2 separate regions of the Mus musculus genome follow, and region 1 is linked to region 2. A link is a loop called in an ENCODE intact Hi-C map of the cell type or tissue named here. Cell type or tissue: heart. All regions are shown on one strand. Each heading gives the region's core, and the rest is flanking DNA. Links, peaks and the distances in the headings are about the cores only. Region 1 overlaps Gm35041 (a long non-coding RNA gene). Region 2 has its middle 81 kb from the start of Gm35440.

What was found. Peaks named below come from ENCODE experiments on the same cell type or tissue, not always from the same donor. Only the 100,000 strongest peaks of a DNase experiment are listed, where the experiment ranks them.
Region 1: it touches region 2 in a loop (8-fold over the local background); 33 of 42 quality-filtered maps call a loop at or near these places.

What each region holds. Positions count from the first base shown.
Region 1 is chr12:76,995,763-77,004,474 of GRCm38, reverse strand. The region is part of intron 1 of Gm35041 (a long non-coding RNA gene); the gene reads right to left. Among named protein-coding and RNA genes, the nearest start is that of Gm35041, 28 kb to the right of the region's middle. In heart, for the core only: CTCF peaks have their summits at 3,276 (motif pointing left) and 4,236 (motif pointing left); DNase peaks (open chromatin) are centred at 3,334 and 4,224; H3K27ac peaks cover 282 bases; H3K27me3 peaks cover 1,711 bases.
Region 2 is chr12:77,664,681-77,673,392 of GRCm38, reverse strand. No RefSeq gene overlaps it. Among named protein-coding and RNA genes, the nearest start is that of Gm35440, 81 kb to the left of the region's middle. In heart, for the core only: a CTCF peak has its summit at 5,374 (motif pointing right); no DNase peak of the experiment used is centred there; H3K27ac peaks cover 781 bases; H3K27me3 peaks cover 2,617 bases.

The sequences.
Region 1 (8,712 bases), core at 516-8,515, 670 kb after region 2:
GACGACCGTGTGTTGAATCGTTTGATGGTAGGGATACAACCTGAAAAGGGGCAGCACTAGATGCCTTCATCCTTGTGCAAATGTCGCAAAGCATAGTCACACAAACCTAGATGTTGACTGCATGCCTAGGCTCTACAGGAGAGTCCTAGGTTGCAAACGTCTGCAATGTAGTACTGCACTAAGTACTAGGCAATTGTAACACAGTAGTGTCTGCATAACTAAGGATAAAAAGATGGAGAAACCCAGAATCCTGCTTGCTTTCAGTTACTGTGATAAATTGATGACCAAAGGCAGCCTAGGGAGGAAAGGGTTATTTAGCTCTTCCACATCATAGCTCATCATCCATGGAAGTTAGGACAGAAATGCAAGGGCAGGAACCTGGAGGCAGGAGTGGATTCAGAGGCCATGGAGGGGTGCTGCTTACTAGCTTGCTCAGCCTGCTTTCTTATAGAACCCAAGACCACCAGACAGGGGTGGTACCACCCACAGTGGGTGGGCCCTCCCTCACCAGTCACTAATTAAGAAAATGCCCTACATGGCTTGCTTACAGCCCTGTCTTATGGAGGCATTTTCTCAGCTGAAGCTCCATCCTTTCTGAAGACTCTAGCTTGTGTCAAGTTGACATAAAGCTAGCCAGCACAAAGAACATGATTGTTAATGTGCTTATCATTGACCACATCAATTACACAGCACACAACGGGATCATCAGGAGTACCTTGAGCCTTTCCATTGCAGGCAACAGAAAGCCCAACGTCGGCTACCTGGAAGGAGTGAAAACTCTCCATAGCCGATACATGAAAAGGCTGTGGCTGTGGGCCAGTCTCAGACACAGTTCCAGGCAGGATCCAGATGACACCAGGGACATCTGGGCTCTCTGTCACACCACTAAGTTCCACTGATGTTTTGACTTTGGGGCTGGAGCAGCATAAGTCAGCTAATAGAGGCTCCAACAAGGTAGCTTGTTTCTCACACAGAGAAAATAGAGACAACTTTATTTCCACTCAGACAACAAGTAACCTAGAATAAGCGTAAACACCACTCCCAGAGTGCTGTCAAGAACCCACCTACTGTCATCAGGGTCACAGAAGGACTTCCCGGGTCACAGCTTTTCAAAGCAGGAAAAGGAGGCCAGCAGCCTCTGACTTTCTTACTACCAAAACCAAACCATTCCTCGAAGCCCTCATCTAACTTCTGTTGCCAGTTGATTGGCTGCAAGAACACCATATAGCCACCCCAGCCACTGAAGAAGGCTTTTAGGCTTCTCTGGTCTTTCTGTGGATGCAGCCTTTAAAAAAAATTCATCACATTCAATCGTGTACGGATATGGGTACGAATGTGCCACAGTGTGCCTCTGGAAGTCAGGAAATAACTTGTGGGAGTCACTTAACTCTCCTACCATGTGGGTCGCAGGGGTGTGACTCAGCTCATCAAAGACAAAGGAAGTGCCTTTATCTGTTGAGCCATTTTGCCAGCCGTGAATATTCATATTCATTTTTTGTTGGGAACTGAACTCAGGTCCTTGGCAAACAGAAGAGAAGCAGACAGAAGCCTTGGCTGAGACACCTATGGCATCCCAGCAGGTTTTACACTAAGATTTTCTCTCCATGGGCAGAGCCCAGACACCCACAGCAAGCCTTGGGGACCTGAGACCAACACATTCTAGAGCCTTGAGATAGTCTAAGGCTCTTCCAACTCTGACCTCTTTCTCTGTGATAAGTGTTGGTCGGGGCCACATTGTTGCCACCCACCCCTGCTCTCCACCTTTATCACTCACAGACATGCTCCACAGTTCTTCCTTACGCTGACATCCATCTTGGTATTTGGATCTTAACCCATAAGACACACTTTGGATACAAGCTTTAACTCACTCCAGGGACTATGGTACCGGCTTTATGTGTCTTGAGTATTAAAGAGCAAGCAAGAATGAGGTCCTAATTGAAACTGGAACTGAAAGGAACTACTACATGTCAGCAATGAGGCTCCTGGCCCAGTACTCAGAGTGGGGATGGCTCCTCTAGGCAGGTTTCTGTAGAGGGGAGAATGTGTGTGTGTGTGTGTGTGTGTGTGTGTGTGTGTGTGTGTGTGTATGTATGTGTGTGTGTGTGTGTGTGTGTGTACTGTGTGTGTGTACTCTGTGTGTGTGTGTGTACTGTGTGTGTGTACTCTGTGTGTGTGTGTGTGTGTGTGTATACTGTGTGTGTGGTGTGTGGTGTGTGTACTGTATGTGTTGGGGGTGAGGGAAGCAGGTTGGGATTGTCTGAAGTTTGCCTAGTTGCTCCACAGGTTGCAGCAGATTCTAAGCATGCTAATTCTTCATCCAGAAACTTCCAACACTGCGTGGACAGGGACTGATTCCCTCAGAAAGAGCAAAACTCCTTAGCTCAGCTAAAGGGAGAAAATGGCCAATTGGACAAAATTCACTGGCTTTGATAAAGATCTCCACACAGAAGTAGAATGCTTTTATTGACCCTAGGAATGGTGCCGGTAGCCAGAAAATCTCCCTCCTTTCCCTTCCCAAGGCTTGCACAGTGATTGCTAGCCTGTAGCCGCATTATGTGTATGCCCTAACATAATGTATTTGGGTCTTCATGGTCTCTTTTATAAAGCTTAAAAGGGGGGGATATCAGTTTAGCTATTTCACATAACAGTACATAATTTCTGTGCTTGAAAAGCATTGTGAAGAGGGTGGGGATGCTGAGAGATGGCTCAGTGACGAAGCTCAGCCCCCGGATCCCATGGGGAAAAAAGTCAGGTGTATGGTGACAGGCGACCTATAATTCCAGAGCTGAGAATGTGGAGGCAGGAGGATTTCTGGGACCTACCAGCCAAGTTGAGTCTGCAAGCCCCAGAACAGCATAAGACCTTACCTCAAAAAGCAAGGTGAAGGGCTTGTGAGACACAACCAGCAAAGCTGACCTCTAACCTTGACACACATATAATATGATCTTTAGCTACACATACACATATACCTGTATGAACATGCACACACTAAAAAAAAAAAAAAAAAAAAAAAAAAAAAAAAAAAAAAAAAAAGCCTGTAACTGAGAAAGAGAGAAAGAAAGAAAGAAAGAAAGAAAGAAAGAAAGAGAGAGAGAGAGAGAAAGGGAGAGAGGGAGGGAGGGAGGGAGGGAGGGAGGGAGGGAGGGAGAGAGAGAGAGAGGGAAGGAAGGAAGGAAGGAAGGAAGGAAGGAAAAACAGCTAACAAGGCTTGTGTGGCGACTTCGTGGCAGAAGGCCCAGAATTTCCACTATCCCTTTACACCACCCCCTGCTGGCCCTGAGGTCATTTGAATTTGTGTAACCAGGCTTACACTGTCCGGAGCAGCAAATGGAGCTCATTTTGAGCATTCAGACTTAGATCATGAGGCACAGTTAGCCAGCCGCTGACTGACATTAACTGTGGGGGGGCTCTCAGAAAATTAAGTTACTAAGCAAATTAATGACATGGGTGGTAGATCAAGGAGTCCCCAAGTACCCCAGCATGGGGGACAGAATTGTCAGCACAGCTGGAAGCTGTGACAGTGACAGCTGGGAGACAGCTGGTGGCCAGAGGCAAGAACCCTCAGTTAGAAGAGGTGGGGCTTCAGCTCTGGCTTTCCCCTTACTAATGATATGGCCTGGGGCTTCGTTTTCACACTCAGCTCAGGTGCCTGGTGTAGTTGTATCTGTAATAAGCAACTGCTAATGTCTCCTGAGTGCTTGGTACATGCAGAGCCGTGTGTTATATGTGCTGTGTGTGTGTGTGTGTGTGTGTGTGTGTGTGTGTGTGTGTGAGATGTATGTACTATGTGTGTGTGTGTGTGTCTGTTGTGTGTCAGTTTCCCAAAAGCAATCTGAATCTTTTGTGTCCTGTCCAAAATCAGTGGCAGGACCAGGACTGACCCACAGACCCTCTACCTCCTGAGCACACACCAGCATCTCCTGCTGCCCAGCGACACTTACACCTGTGCAGGGGGTTGTCAGGTTTAAAAGGTGTGGGCATAAGGGCTTGTAAATTGCCAAGTGCTACAGATTTTTACTATGGTCACAAGTGCTGCAATGTTTTAAATTGATGCCTCACCTAAAAGTTACCAGTTCAGTTCGGCCTCTTTCTAATTCTTTCAAATTAGTTTTTGTTTGGTTGGCTTCCCCACCACCACCACCCCCTCCAGCACCCCCAGAGAGTGTATACAACTAGAAGCTGGAACTGACCCATCCTTGGTCCTATAGTGCCCTCTGCTGGCATCTAGGAGAATTCAGACATCCCCATACTACTGGCTCAGAGGGGTTGCTGCAGCTGCTACAGGGTACTAGGGACACCAGATGCAGGAGATTCCATCCTCATCAGCCTTGGTCTCTCTCGTTTATGTGTAAGATAAGGGAAGTGGAAAGAACCGAAGGCAAGGTGACCTAGATTTCATTTAAGATAGTGTAGACCAAAATCTCGTACTCAGCCCTTATAACATCAGAGATGAAGCTCAAAGTGGACACCGGCGTCATCCTTCTCAAAAACCATAGCGAACTCAAACCATGAGGCCAATGGTATTCTGTGTCATAGAACATTCTGGTAAATTCGAATTTACCAGGGCTCCAGCAGGGCTAGGTCCTAATTTGTTCTGTTTGCCAATGTCTGTGGTGTAAATCCTCATGGCCAATCACCAGCTACAAACATAATGACTCACAAGCCTTTGACGATTTTGCAGGTGACCTCTCGCAAGCTGCAGAAGCTAGCCCTAACATGCTCTAACTTGCCTCTTTTTTTTTTATCTGTGTATGTGTGTGGGAGGTGGGGGTGTGCATATGAGTGCAGCTGTTTCTGGGGGTTAGACGTACCAGATCTCCCTATGGCTGGAGGCACAGGCAGTTGTGAGCTATCTAGGATGCTAGGAACTGACCTCAGGTCCTCTACACGAGCAGTATGTGTCACAACCTCCGAACAACCGTTCCAGCCCCAACTATTGTTTAACTCTAGGAGAAATGAAATTTTTCACTCAACTGAATTCCGGAATGTTTACCACTGGGACACTTTCATGAGTAGACACAAGTGAGTCTCACTCCAGCAAAACTGACTCCAAATGGGAAATGAGGAATGCCAGTTGGAATATCCTCTATAGCATATAGTCTAGACCATCTCAGGAGGCTCTGTCCCACCCAAAGATCTTCTTCACTGTCCTGTCACTCCTTCTTCCCCATTGCTCCTCCTTCCTCCCTGTCACTCTTCCTTCCTCCCTGTCACTCCTCCTTCCTCCCATCACTCCTCCTTCCTTCCTGTCACTCCTTCTTCCCTGTCTTTTTCTTGTCTAACCAGCTGGACAGGAGACTTGGGGACACTGTGACATCTCGGAAAGCAAGCCTCCTTCTGCCCTCTGCCTCCTTGCCTCAGTGCCCAATTCCCTGTTCTCCTTTGGTTCACAAACCTGCCTCAGTGCAAAAGCCCCATCCCAGCAGGGGTCTCTGTAGGAACCCCAAGACTTCCTGATGTGAAAAATATGGCCGGCCTTGACCCATACCCTTCTTACTTTATCCTGCTCGGGTGGATGAGGAGCCTGCCTTTGCCCCAGAGGAAGGAGTACATGGGTCCAGTCACAGCCTCGGGGAGCAGTTTCCAACTATAGAAACAAGTCGGCTGAGAAAACCCAGCTCCCAGAAGCCCAAGAGACCAGATCTACTCACCATGTGCTGTCTATTCAGCTATCAAGGCATTCCAGGGTCAGGGGTGAGGGGTACAGAGAACCAAACCACAAAGCCAAAGGTACGATGACCCCACGATCAGCAGCCCACCCCAGGGTTGGCATCTCCTCAGATGTCCCTCTGGAGGCGCTATTCACTCACCTCAATCTTCCCCTGACTCCACCCCCGAGAAAGATGAAATCTGTGGGAGGTAAAACCGTGCCAGGAAGCTTGGTGGGTAGAGCGGGTTGAGACCTGGAGACTCGGTGGGTACACACCTGAGACTTAGGCGATTCCCCACTCCCTGTCAGATTCCGGGCCTTGAACACGTGCCACACTCCCCATTTAAGGAAACGTGACCTATGGTCACCTAGGCCCAGAACTGAGTTCTGCAGGCTAATGAGGTACCTAGAGGCCCCAAACATTCCTGCCCGCTAAAGGTATTTCATCTCAGGTTCACCCTGAGAGGTACGGTATGCATCCATTTTCCACCATGAACAGTCAAGAACAGTTTAGAACCACAGACTGCCTCTTTCATCAAGATCCGCCATGGGGAGTGTGGAAAAGGCCTTCGACTACATAGACGCAACTAAATCTCAGGAAAATGGCCCATCTTCGCTCTCAGCCACAACCACCACCAAGCTAAGGACAAGCTAAGACAAGCTGAGACAAGCCAGAGCTTCTCTCCCCCTCCCCCCCCCCACCCCTCTTTGAGCTAAATCCTGAAGTCTTGACAGAAATGGACGTCAGAACACACTTAAGGGAGAACCAAGCGAAAGCGAACACAGAGAAAAATTTGGAATCAGAGTATTGAATACACATTACCTTTCTACCTAAGAGAGACCTTAGGCAGTCTCTCTCTCCCTCTCCTTCCCCACCCCCCTCTCTCCTCCCCTCTCCCCCCATCCCTATTCCTTCTTACCTCTCCTTATAATCATTGTGGAAACTTTGAAAAATGCACTTGAGTATATGAAAAATTAAATTGCCCACGGCTAATCCCCCTTGGGATGTTTTACCAGGAATAGGTTTAATTGATTAAATTTGTTCTTTGACAATTTCACATATGTATACTTTCTTTCCTCTCATCCTTCACCTTCGCTTAGTCCGTGCCCTCCCCATCCCCCACTCCAACACCCCCACCCCCACCCCCACCCCCCGGCCCTTTCGGGCCTTTTTGTTTGGTTTTCTCGCCCATTGATTTTTAACTGTGACCATCTGTGTGGCCACAAGTACAGAACATGCCACTGAAGCCTAGCAGGAACATTTTCCCTGTATGAATGTAAATAATATATCTATAAAAATAAGAGAGATCAGGTATGATGTCACATGGCTGTAACCCCAGAACCAGGAGGGAGAAACACCATACCAAGTTCAAGACCAGTGTAAATTCCATAACAAGTTCTGGGGTAGCCTAGCCTGGCTACAGATTGAGGCCTCTGTCTCACAAAAGAAAAAAAAAAGGCAGGGGGCGGGGGGGGGTGGAGAAAGGAAAAAAGAATGGACCTGTGAAAAGGTATTTTCCTATGGATCATCTATGAAACTCCAGAGATGCCCAGGTAGACCAGCAATGCAAATTTGTATCTACAAAACATCTCTATCAATGTTACCAAGTGTCCTGTGTCTGCCCTAAATCAGGTGGAGTTTTGGCTATCAGAAATTGCTTTGTGAGTTCCATGTAGTGATGCACACCTACAATTCCAGCATTTAGGAGATGGAGGCAGGAGGATTGCTAGGTTGAGGCCTACTTAAGATATAAGTGAGACCCTGTATCAAAAAAGAAGAGAGAGAGGGAAAGGGAAAGAGAGAGAGAGAGATCACAAGAACACATGCAGTGCCTGAGCCTCTCCTTCATTGTGATAATAACAGTGAACACACACACACACCTGACCTCAGCCTTGACTTCTCCAATATCCCAATTCAGCCATAGAGAAGGATAGAACCCAAGAGCTCAAACCCTTTGGGAGGGACAGCACAGGCTCGCATCACTTTAAATGCACTCTTGGGAGAACACGTTCTAACAGGGAAGCCCCCTGGATCGGCTACATGCACTAAAAAGCTTGTGGCTGAATCTTGCCAGACGAGATGTTTCCGACCAGATGACAGTGGCACTAACGAGTGCTCCTTTCCTGAATGCCTACTGAGGGCTTGCAGCCTCACGCCCTGCCCTCTCTGCTGCTGAAGAAATCTCTGTGGCTTCTACCTCCAAAGAGAATGGCTTAGCGCCAACCAGTTCTGCCTGGTTCCTTCAGGCCTTCTCTGGGTATGGAAAGTCATCTGAGGTCATAAAAACTTGGCTTTTGGGCACAGGTCCCCTGGGCATTGGAGAACATGAAACCCACTGCATAAGGAACCTACTCAAGTCACCCACCTTGGAAGGTAGAGGAGCCAGGATTCCATCCCAGGCCCTACCCTGAACATTATAGGCACAAGTGAGCAGATTAAATTGAGGTGAAAAAAAGACTACAGTCGCTAGGCAGTGGTGGCACACGCCTTTAATCCCAGCACTTGGGAGGCAGAGGCAGGTGGATTTCTGAGTTCGAGGTAAGCCTGGTCTACAAAGTGAGTTCCGGGACAGCCAGGGCTACACAGAGAAACCCTGTCTTGGGGGAAACAAACAAACAAACAAACAAAAGGACTACAGTCTTTCTGCCCTGGGACCTCAATGACTCTCACCTGACATTGCTTCCATTGTTTGGTTGTGTAGATCCAATCATTTCTCAGTGTGCGTAGCTGACCAGTCTGACTCCAATGTGCTCTGTTCAAATCCTGCAACACCTCCCTGAACTTATGCCCACCAATTGAGGACCAAAACACAAGACATACCTTTTGTTCTCTCTCCAGTGACATTTTTAAAGTATATTCCACATTGGAATAAGGAGATAGGGAGTTGAGGTAGCCTCCAGGGATCCATAAGAACTCAGCAAGTCTCTTGAATGTCCCTAAACTTTGGGCTACCTCCCATTATTTAACATGCCTAATTCGTTGATATTAAATTTGGGTGAGTGAATTATTAAAACACGTATACACAGTTCTTAGACACTCGATGACTAGGGGTGAGAATATT
Region 2 (8,712 bases), core at 436-8,435:
AGAGGAGACTTGGTGAAGAGCCGCTGCAGGAGTTCTGGCGGGAAATGATGTCAGAGTATGTCTCCCTGTGGAGAAGCTGCTTAAAGGTGCTGAGTGAGAAGGGCAGAGGGCACAGAGAGAAAGGCCTGAGATGCCTCCTGGACTCGTGAAGATCACATACTTGGTCTTGGCTTCTAACATCACTTTCGGACCCTCAGCATACCCCACAGGCTCATGTCATAAGCTTGTTCCCCAGTTCATAGTGCTAGTAGGATGTGCTTGGCCCTTTAAAAGGTGGGGCCTAAGGGAAGACTCTAGGTGATGGGGGATGCCCTCAGAGACATTTACAGACCCCAGCTCTGCTCTTCCTCTTTCTTTGCTTCCAACCACCATGATAGGAGAAGGCTCCTCTGTACAGGCTGGTCATGGTCTGCAATTTGGCCACAGGCTCCAAAGCAATGGAACCTACTGATCATGGCCTGAAACCTCCAAAGTTGTGAATGAAACCTTTCTGGGGTCTGGGGAGATGGCTCAGTGGGTAACGCGCTTGCTGTGCGTGAGAACCTAAGTTCAGATCCCCACACCAGGAACCGCAGTGCTGATGTGATATTCAGAAGAGGCAGATAGATCTCTGGAGCCCGTTGTCAGCTGGTCTAGCCAATAGTGAGCTCTGGGTTCAGTGAGAGACCCTGTCTCAAAGAGTAAAGTGGAGATCAATTAAGAAAATAAGACATCTACCTCTGGCCTCTGCACACATATATAACTACACACACATGTGTGTGTTCACATATGAACATGTACATATATATGCCATACACAAAGTAAACATTTCCTCTTTTTGTCTGTCTGTCTGTCTGTCTGTCTGTTTTTTGAGCCAAGGTTTCTCTATGTAGTCTTGGCTGTCTTGGAACTTGCTTTGTAGACCAGGCTGGCCCTGAACTCTCAGAGATCTGCTTGCCTCTGCCTCCAGAGTGCTCAATGTCCGACACATTTCCTATTTCTAAACTGAGCACTTTAGACATTTTGCATCAGTAATGAGACACTAACCAATGCAACTGCCAAGTGAACAGATCAAGGAGCAAATGGATACACTTTCTGTAGCTCTGAAGAAAAACCAGGGCTGAAATGGAGGCTTGTGGTGGCAGGTTGCATTTATAGCTGGGAGAATGGCGGAGACCTTCTTAGTGAACTTAGAAAGGGGTTTGGGGCTGATCCTGAAAGCACGCAAGTGTTTGAGAAGAACAAAAGAGAAACTCAATTCAGGGTAGTACCCAGGAGCCCAAATAAGAGGACGTTCCCAAAGTATTAGTTGTTTCTAATGACAACCAACTGCATCCTGTGCCCTGAAGCCCCTGCCCATCACTGCCTGCCCTTGCTCTATCCTCGTTACATTTATGATGCTAGAGAATGGGAAGACACAAGTCAACAGCTCCATCCTGCCACTCCTATTACTATCTTCATACTTGCCCCTGAAAGAGTAAAAGAATCAAACAGAGGAGCCAGGGCTACAAAAGAATGGATGCCTTCTGAATGAGTAAATTCTCATCACTAGGAAATAGAGTTTAAGTCTTTGAGAATTTTCTTTGACTCGTAGCAGCCACTAGTGCAGTCCCCTCACCAAATCTAACATGCACTGGCATGTCCCAGCCTAGGGTGACAGCCCTCCTAACAGCAGTGGCAGAAAGAAGCTGAAGGGGGTCAGTCCTGGGCTAAGCTCCCCAGGACGAGGGGCATAGCACACTGCTCTAAGTACTGGGAGGGAAATCACAGTGCTCCGGATCCACATTAGTGACATTTCTTAGTTCCTCGTCAATACCCCTGTGTTTTGACCTGTAACAATGTGAAATGCTAACAAAGCTGGGAGGAAATTAAAATCTCTTGATGTGGTCTGGAAGCTGTCTAAGCAGATCCTGTCCAGGTGACAAAGGTCTGCTAGACCTGGGAAGGAACAAAGGAAGTAAAAGGTTACGGAGGAAACAGCGGGAAAGCAGGGAAATGCCAGAGCACAAGAGTTTATCTAGACCACAGAGATACCTTTTGCATAAAGAATTCCAGGCCACGGGTCACTAAGACCCAGTAATATAGGTTAGATGGAAGCTGATGGTTTAAGAAAAATCAGCTTGGTATTACTGTGCTGTAGCTAAATCTCACATTAAGCAGAAGATGAGCAGCCACAGTCCTCAAATATGAGATCCGAACTAGTCCCCTAGTCTGAAACGGGGTGAGCCCTGATGTGGCCGGATGGACATCCTACACTGGACTTCACGTCACAGTCAGCATGTAGGCACTGGGACCCTAGAGACGAAGGCCAACTCAAAGCAAGTTTCTCATCCTTTAGGAATCAGGTCACAGCTGCTTGGAGCCCGATCCAATGCTTCGCTTTTTCTCATTGATCAGATACCTGACAAAGGCAGCTTAGTGAGGGATTTGGTTTTAAAAAGGACACAGTCCCTGGCAGTGGGGGAAGGCATGGTGGCAGAGGCACAATGGCAGGAGCAGGAGACAGCCTCGTAGTCACATCGCGTCCACAGTCCAGAAGCAGAGAGAGACAAATGCTTGAGCCCCACTCTCTTTCTCCTCTTAAAACAGAAGCTATCAGTTACGATGGCAGCTGCAGAATCCCAGAACAGGTGTGGGGTGGAAAGCTCACATTTTCTGACATAAACGGAGGCCTGGCTATTACTGTAAGGCAGGGAAGGAGGCGACATCAATATCAATTTGTTGCTGCTTGTTACCATGGGTGGTAGGGGGAGAGAGCACAGCCAGGCTGTGCTGCAGTACAGTCCCCTACAAGGATCTGTAGAGCTGGACAGAGGCAATTGCACTTTGTCAAATAGCTCGGTCGGCTCTCTCAGGCTCATTTATGGAAATCTATCAAGGAATGAGGACTGAAATTCCACTAGATCCTTCCCCACCATGCCAGGCTGTGGTATAGGATGGTAATATAAAGAGGGACTGAAGAATAAGATGCCAAACTCTTCAGTGACAGGTCAGACTTGAGGCACAGTGAGCTCTGGGCTGTACTCCTCTAGGAGTCCCAATGCAGCAAGTGTAGCCATGCAAATACCAATAAGAACAGACCAACTAGATGCCCTTCTACAGACACATAAGCCCCAAAGTCAATAAGAGAATCACAGAAAGCCATAGAGAGACAGGTAAAATGCTTGAACAGACACATCCCATGACAGACTATCTAAACAGTATACAAGTTTAGAAATAAGTATTTAATGTTGGCATATCAGAGAAATGATGATTAAATGACAAACACGAAGTGTCCTACCCCTATCTGATCACAGACTGTTGATACTACTGGGTGTGGGGTTACCAGAAGTCTAAATTCATTTATTTTGGTCACAATTTGTCAGTACCTCAAGTGGTGTGTGGTGTGTGTGTGTGTGTGTGTGTGTGTGTGTGTGTGTGTGTTTCCATGACCCTATAACAGCACTACTAGATCTGCCTCCATGTGAATTCAAAGACTAAACTACATTGTTGAGAATACCATTATTCACAAGAACCAGACTAGAAGCTGCCCAAAAGTCCATCAGTGGTAGACTAGCTACACAATGATATAGTCAGGCAGTTGAATACTGCACAATAATGAAAAATGAATAAACCATACTTGCTCTTACCAATAGAATGTTAAACAAAAGAAGGCAGGCACAAAGGAGTCCATGCTATGGGATTATTCTCCCACAAAGCCACAAAGCTCAAACTTGGTCAATAAGAGCAATGGCTGCCATGGCTAAAGGACTCCTGGTGTGTCCTGTGTCATTTACATTCTGTTTCCTGGTTTGAGTGATGGCTATGAGAGTGTGTTTTGTTTATGAGTATTCTTTGAGTCTATATTTATGTTTTAGAATGTGTTTATGTTCCAATCATATATGAAATTCATATATACATATTCGTTTATGTGTATTCATTTTAAAATTTCAATAAGAACTCCTAATTCTGAGCCTGCTTCTGCTCTTGTCCTATAAAACATGCAATTTGGGAAGTTTTCTCAGTGGAAGAAGGTTTCTCTCTTTTTAAAATCACCTCGTCACATGTCCTGTTTGGATAGATATTTTTTCCTCTTTTCTCTTCTATTTTATTTACTTCTAAATTTAGCTCTTTGCTCTTAGAAGGTCTGATCAGAGGGAAGCTTCAAGACTGACACCATGTTGGAAGCCCAGGTCTACGTAGGAAGGCTGCTGGCTCTCATGACATTTTAAAAATTAGATTGCAATAGCAAGAAGCTGTGCTTAAAGCCAGATGCTGTTGAATGCACCTTTAATCCCAGCACTGATGAAATGGATACAGTACGATATTGAGATCCAGGCCAGCCTGGGCTACATAGTGAGACATTGTCTATAGACACAAAAACAAAACAAAGCACTGTTAAATCCCAGAAGTCTCTTGGGATGTTGATGCTTATTGTTGCCAGCACAGCAGGGACACAGTCACATCTTAGACAGAAACAGCAATGATGAGGAGCTGAAGTCAAAATTAAAATTAGAGCTAGTGTGTGTGTGTGTACGTGGTGGTGGTGGGGGGTATATCTTATCTTAACATTAGGCCTCAATTGTTTCTCTGTGGGCTGATCAGGGATCCCACAGGGACAGAAGAAGATGAGGTGACCAACCAGGGATAGCAGGGAAGCGGGAGCCAGGTGGAGAGAGATGGCACCTGGTGATTAATCACAGCCCAGGGAGTCTGGTGGTACCCAGTACCACTCACCAGCTTCCAGGGTTTAGTTTCCTCTGTGATTCCTAAAGCCTGCTTTGATAGTTTAAAAATCACATTTTGTTTTTTCCAGGGGGAGTTTTTTGTTTTTTTTAACTCCTTAAGCAAACATTGATTTATCTCCTCCTTCCTGGAGTTGTGCTGCTGACTAAAACAACTCTCTCTCTCTCTCTCTCTCTCTCTCTCTGTGTGTGTGTGTGTGTGTGTGTGTGTGTGTGTGTGTGTGTGTAAGAAGAGGTTTTGGGGTTCGTGCAGCTGCAGACAGGAAGGGAAAGCAAAGAGAGGAGACCTACCTTCCCCCCACCCCCCACCCCCGTTTATAACATCACAATCTGGAGCTCAAATTGTACAAACAGAGACAGTGGCATCATGCACAGAAAAAAAGGCACTGGGTACTCTGAACTTTGGACATCTAATTTTTGATTATCCAAGTCAGTAAACCCTGTCAAGGTCAAAACACAAGACCTCGAAGGTATGAGAGCATTTCACTCCTGCTAGCAGACCTCCTCCAGCCTAGGAGACCAGGAGTTTCAGCGTCTGGAGATCCAAGACCTGGGAAATTCCTGAGAGAAAAGAGACCAAGGAGCCAGACTGGGGTACAAATCCTCTGAGGGGGCTCTTGAAGCACTGCGGCCCACAGCCGAGCTTCCTTCCGCAAGGCTGTCAGAGCCCTGCAGAGGGCGCATGTGAGCAGCTTGGAGACTTAGACCTGCGTGTGCAGAAAGCTGAACTGGTCCCTCCTATTCTCTTTGGAAAGGCTGGTGAGAGTCCCAAGCCTCCTCTCAACTCTTTAAGTAGTTAAAAAGCATCCTTTATTCTGGCTCTTGTTGGCAGAGTGATGTGTAAGGACTGGAGAAAAGAAGAGTAGACCCGCCTCGAGCTATCCTGGAAGCTGTTAGGTTGCTGTCACCATGCTGTCAGGGATCCCACTTGTCACTTGGCATTCAGAGACCCTCAGTGGTTACTCTCAGCCTGTGGACAGAGTGTTGTAGTGGGCTCCAATTCACAAGATGACGAGGAGCCACTGGCACCTTCACATAGCCAGAAGGACAAAAATAGGCTTCAAAATCAAATTCCAGGGCTGGGGGCGGGGGTGGGGTGGGGTGAATTAACTGCTCATAGCGCTTACTGCACAAGCAGGAGAACCCGTTTGAATCCCCAGAACCCAGGTAAAAAGCCAGGAGAGGTTGTATTGTCACATGTAACCCCAGTGCTATAGGGAACAGAGACCGGAGATCAGTGGGGTTTACTGGCTGCCACACCTAATTCCAGATTCAGTGAGAGGCCCTATCTCAAGGGAGTAAAAGTCAGACACCTGACATCGTCCTCTGCACACCACATGCATACACACCAAAGTCGGGTTCCATAACAATGGGATAAGAACTGAGAACGGAAACTCCTGAGAAGAAGCTGTGTCTGCAGAGACTGGCTGACTGGTTAGAATTTCAGTACTGTACAGAGACTGCAGTGTGACAGGTCAGGTTGGGGGTGGGGGTGGGGGGCTAATTACCTTCTCTGAGGCTAGTTCTAGCCCTCTGGATCCATCATTCCTTGCCCTTTTATTGTGTCAGAACTAGCATCTTTTGGTTAATAGATTAAAAATCTTTTGGAATCTACTAACTTAGCAAACCATTAGCTTCCACCAACCCAAAAGCTACCGATGCCATCAGAGAACATCTCAAACCTACAGAAAAGCGAGTCACCAATCACCTCTCTGGTTATACCCACTTTCTTTGCTCAGTAAAACTATAAAACTTCATGAAACCGCTTCCACGTTAGGACATAGAATTTGGAGCTAACCTAAATCTGTGTTCTCATGGCCCCTCAAAATAGCTCCAGAATAAACTGCCCCTTGTTTCCTTTAAGGTAAGAGTGTGCTTTTTACCTCAACAGAACGACGAGGGGGTTCTATTACAAAGTACCTGTATGGCTTTAGGCAAATCATTTCACAAACTCAAGTCTGTGGGCCTCTCAGGAAGCTGAATAGGGGACAACAGCTATGAAGCTTGGCAGGAGAGTAGGTGCTCCGTTATTGGCGCCTCTCCCACGCACATAATTGTTCAATACGCGTCTTTGAGAGAGAAGCGGCAAAATGCTGTGTCATCACTTGACTGTTTGATCTGCATAAGTGCTACTCAAAGAAAAGCTGAGCTAGTCTCTGTGTAAGGAGTGAGGCTGGGGAGGCCAGCAGGAAGGGGGCTCTCCTGGGTTCTCTGTTGAATTAATAAGCTGGGTAATTTTCAATTGAGAGAAAACATCTGGGTCTTGGAGTGTAAGGAGCTTGATAACTCAAGAAGAGAAGAGCATCCAAGTGGGAAGAAGCGAGCAAAAAGTCCAACTGAGGTTCTACAGGGTGCTCCCAGTTAGATGTCTACAGCTTGGCATTCTGCTGCTGTTGGGGTCACAACACACAGGAGGCCGGGCTTGAGGGTAGTCCGACATCCTGGCATGCTACTTCGATTAAAGATCTGGGTAAAATCACCTCATCGGAAGCAGTTAATGTGATTTTAAATGAAAATAAGCATTATGTTATGCAATAAAGGGCAAAGTCGAGATGGATATTTACGATAAGGGAGTATCGTGCATACGAGGTCTAGATCACAGACCCTGTGGTCTTGTTCTGTTTCTTCTGTCACTGGGGCACTCTGGATGAAGGAAGAGGAAGAGGCCACAGGATGAGGAGCTACCCAGGATATGTGAACGCCTTTGAGCTGAACTTTGGATGCAGCAGAGGGTCTTTATAGCCTCCCCATGGGAGCCAGCTATGCTGCTAAAGAGCCATGGTGGCTTCACTGTAGGGCCTTGCTGCCTGGCTAGCAGAACTGAGGGCAGCACTGTTTAATTAGTCTCTTACCAAGATCCTCAGTGGCCCCTTACAGCTGCTGAGCAAAGTCTGAACTGCAGCCTGGGCTACAGAAGCTGTTTTGAGACTGGACTGCCAGCCAGCAAGGCTGGAGGCGAGGCTAAGCATTGAACTCTCTCAGAGGTCGCAGAAGTTACAGCCAATGCTTCTTGTGGCTTGAATCTTACATTGTCCCTCAAAGGCCGTGTGTTGATGACGTGATTGCTAACGTGAGGTACTACGGAGAGATGATAGCTAATGGAAAGGAATTAGGTCATCGACCTTCAAAGGGACACGTCCCACCTCGGTTTCTGGCTACCATAAATTGAAAGACCGCCTCTACCACATGCCTACTGCATCTGCTGTGATTTACTGTGTCATCTCATAAGCACAAAGCACGGGCCCAGGTAGCCATGGACTGAGAAGATAAGCAGAAATGAATCCTTCCTCCATTTACGTATTAATTAATTAATTAATTAATTTATTAATTATTGTGCATGTGGGGGCAGTGCATGTGAGGATGCAGGTACCTGTACCTGTGCATATTCACATAGAGGCCTGCGGATGGTGTTGGGTATCTTCTGTTATCTCTATCCACCTTACTGCCTTGAGACAGGGTCTCTCACTGAATCAAAAACGTGTCATTTTGGCCACGTTGTCAGGGCATTAGGCACTCAGGATCTGCCCGTCTCTGTCCCACAGGCACAGGGCATCCATGGCCAGCTTTTTACATGGGAGGTGAGGATTCAGACTCAGGTCTGCATGCTTGTACAGCAAGTGCCCCCTTACCCCCAGCCCCTCTCCCTCCTTTTAAAGGGATCATCTCGAGCAAGAAGCTACTGTGACAGAAAGCTGACTGACACAAGGCTCTTCACCTCAACTGTTCCTTCCTGCCGTCCCTCAGACAGCCACCAACTCAGCAGATCCTATTGTCGACTTGTCTCCCTGCATGGCCATCTGTGCCTTGAGCTTCCGTCATTTCCCTGTCTTTAGCCTCCAGTCCTGTTGTCCTCAAAGCCAAGTCTTTATATTGAAGCCTGAGTGTGAGGATTCTAAGATTCAGAACCCAGCAGGTATTATCTCAGTAAAGCCTTGCAACACTCACTCCCCTCTCGCTGGGAGGTGATACCCATCAAGCATCCTGTGAAGCTAAGGGCAATGAAGCAAAA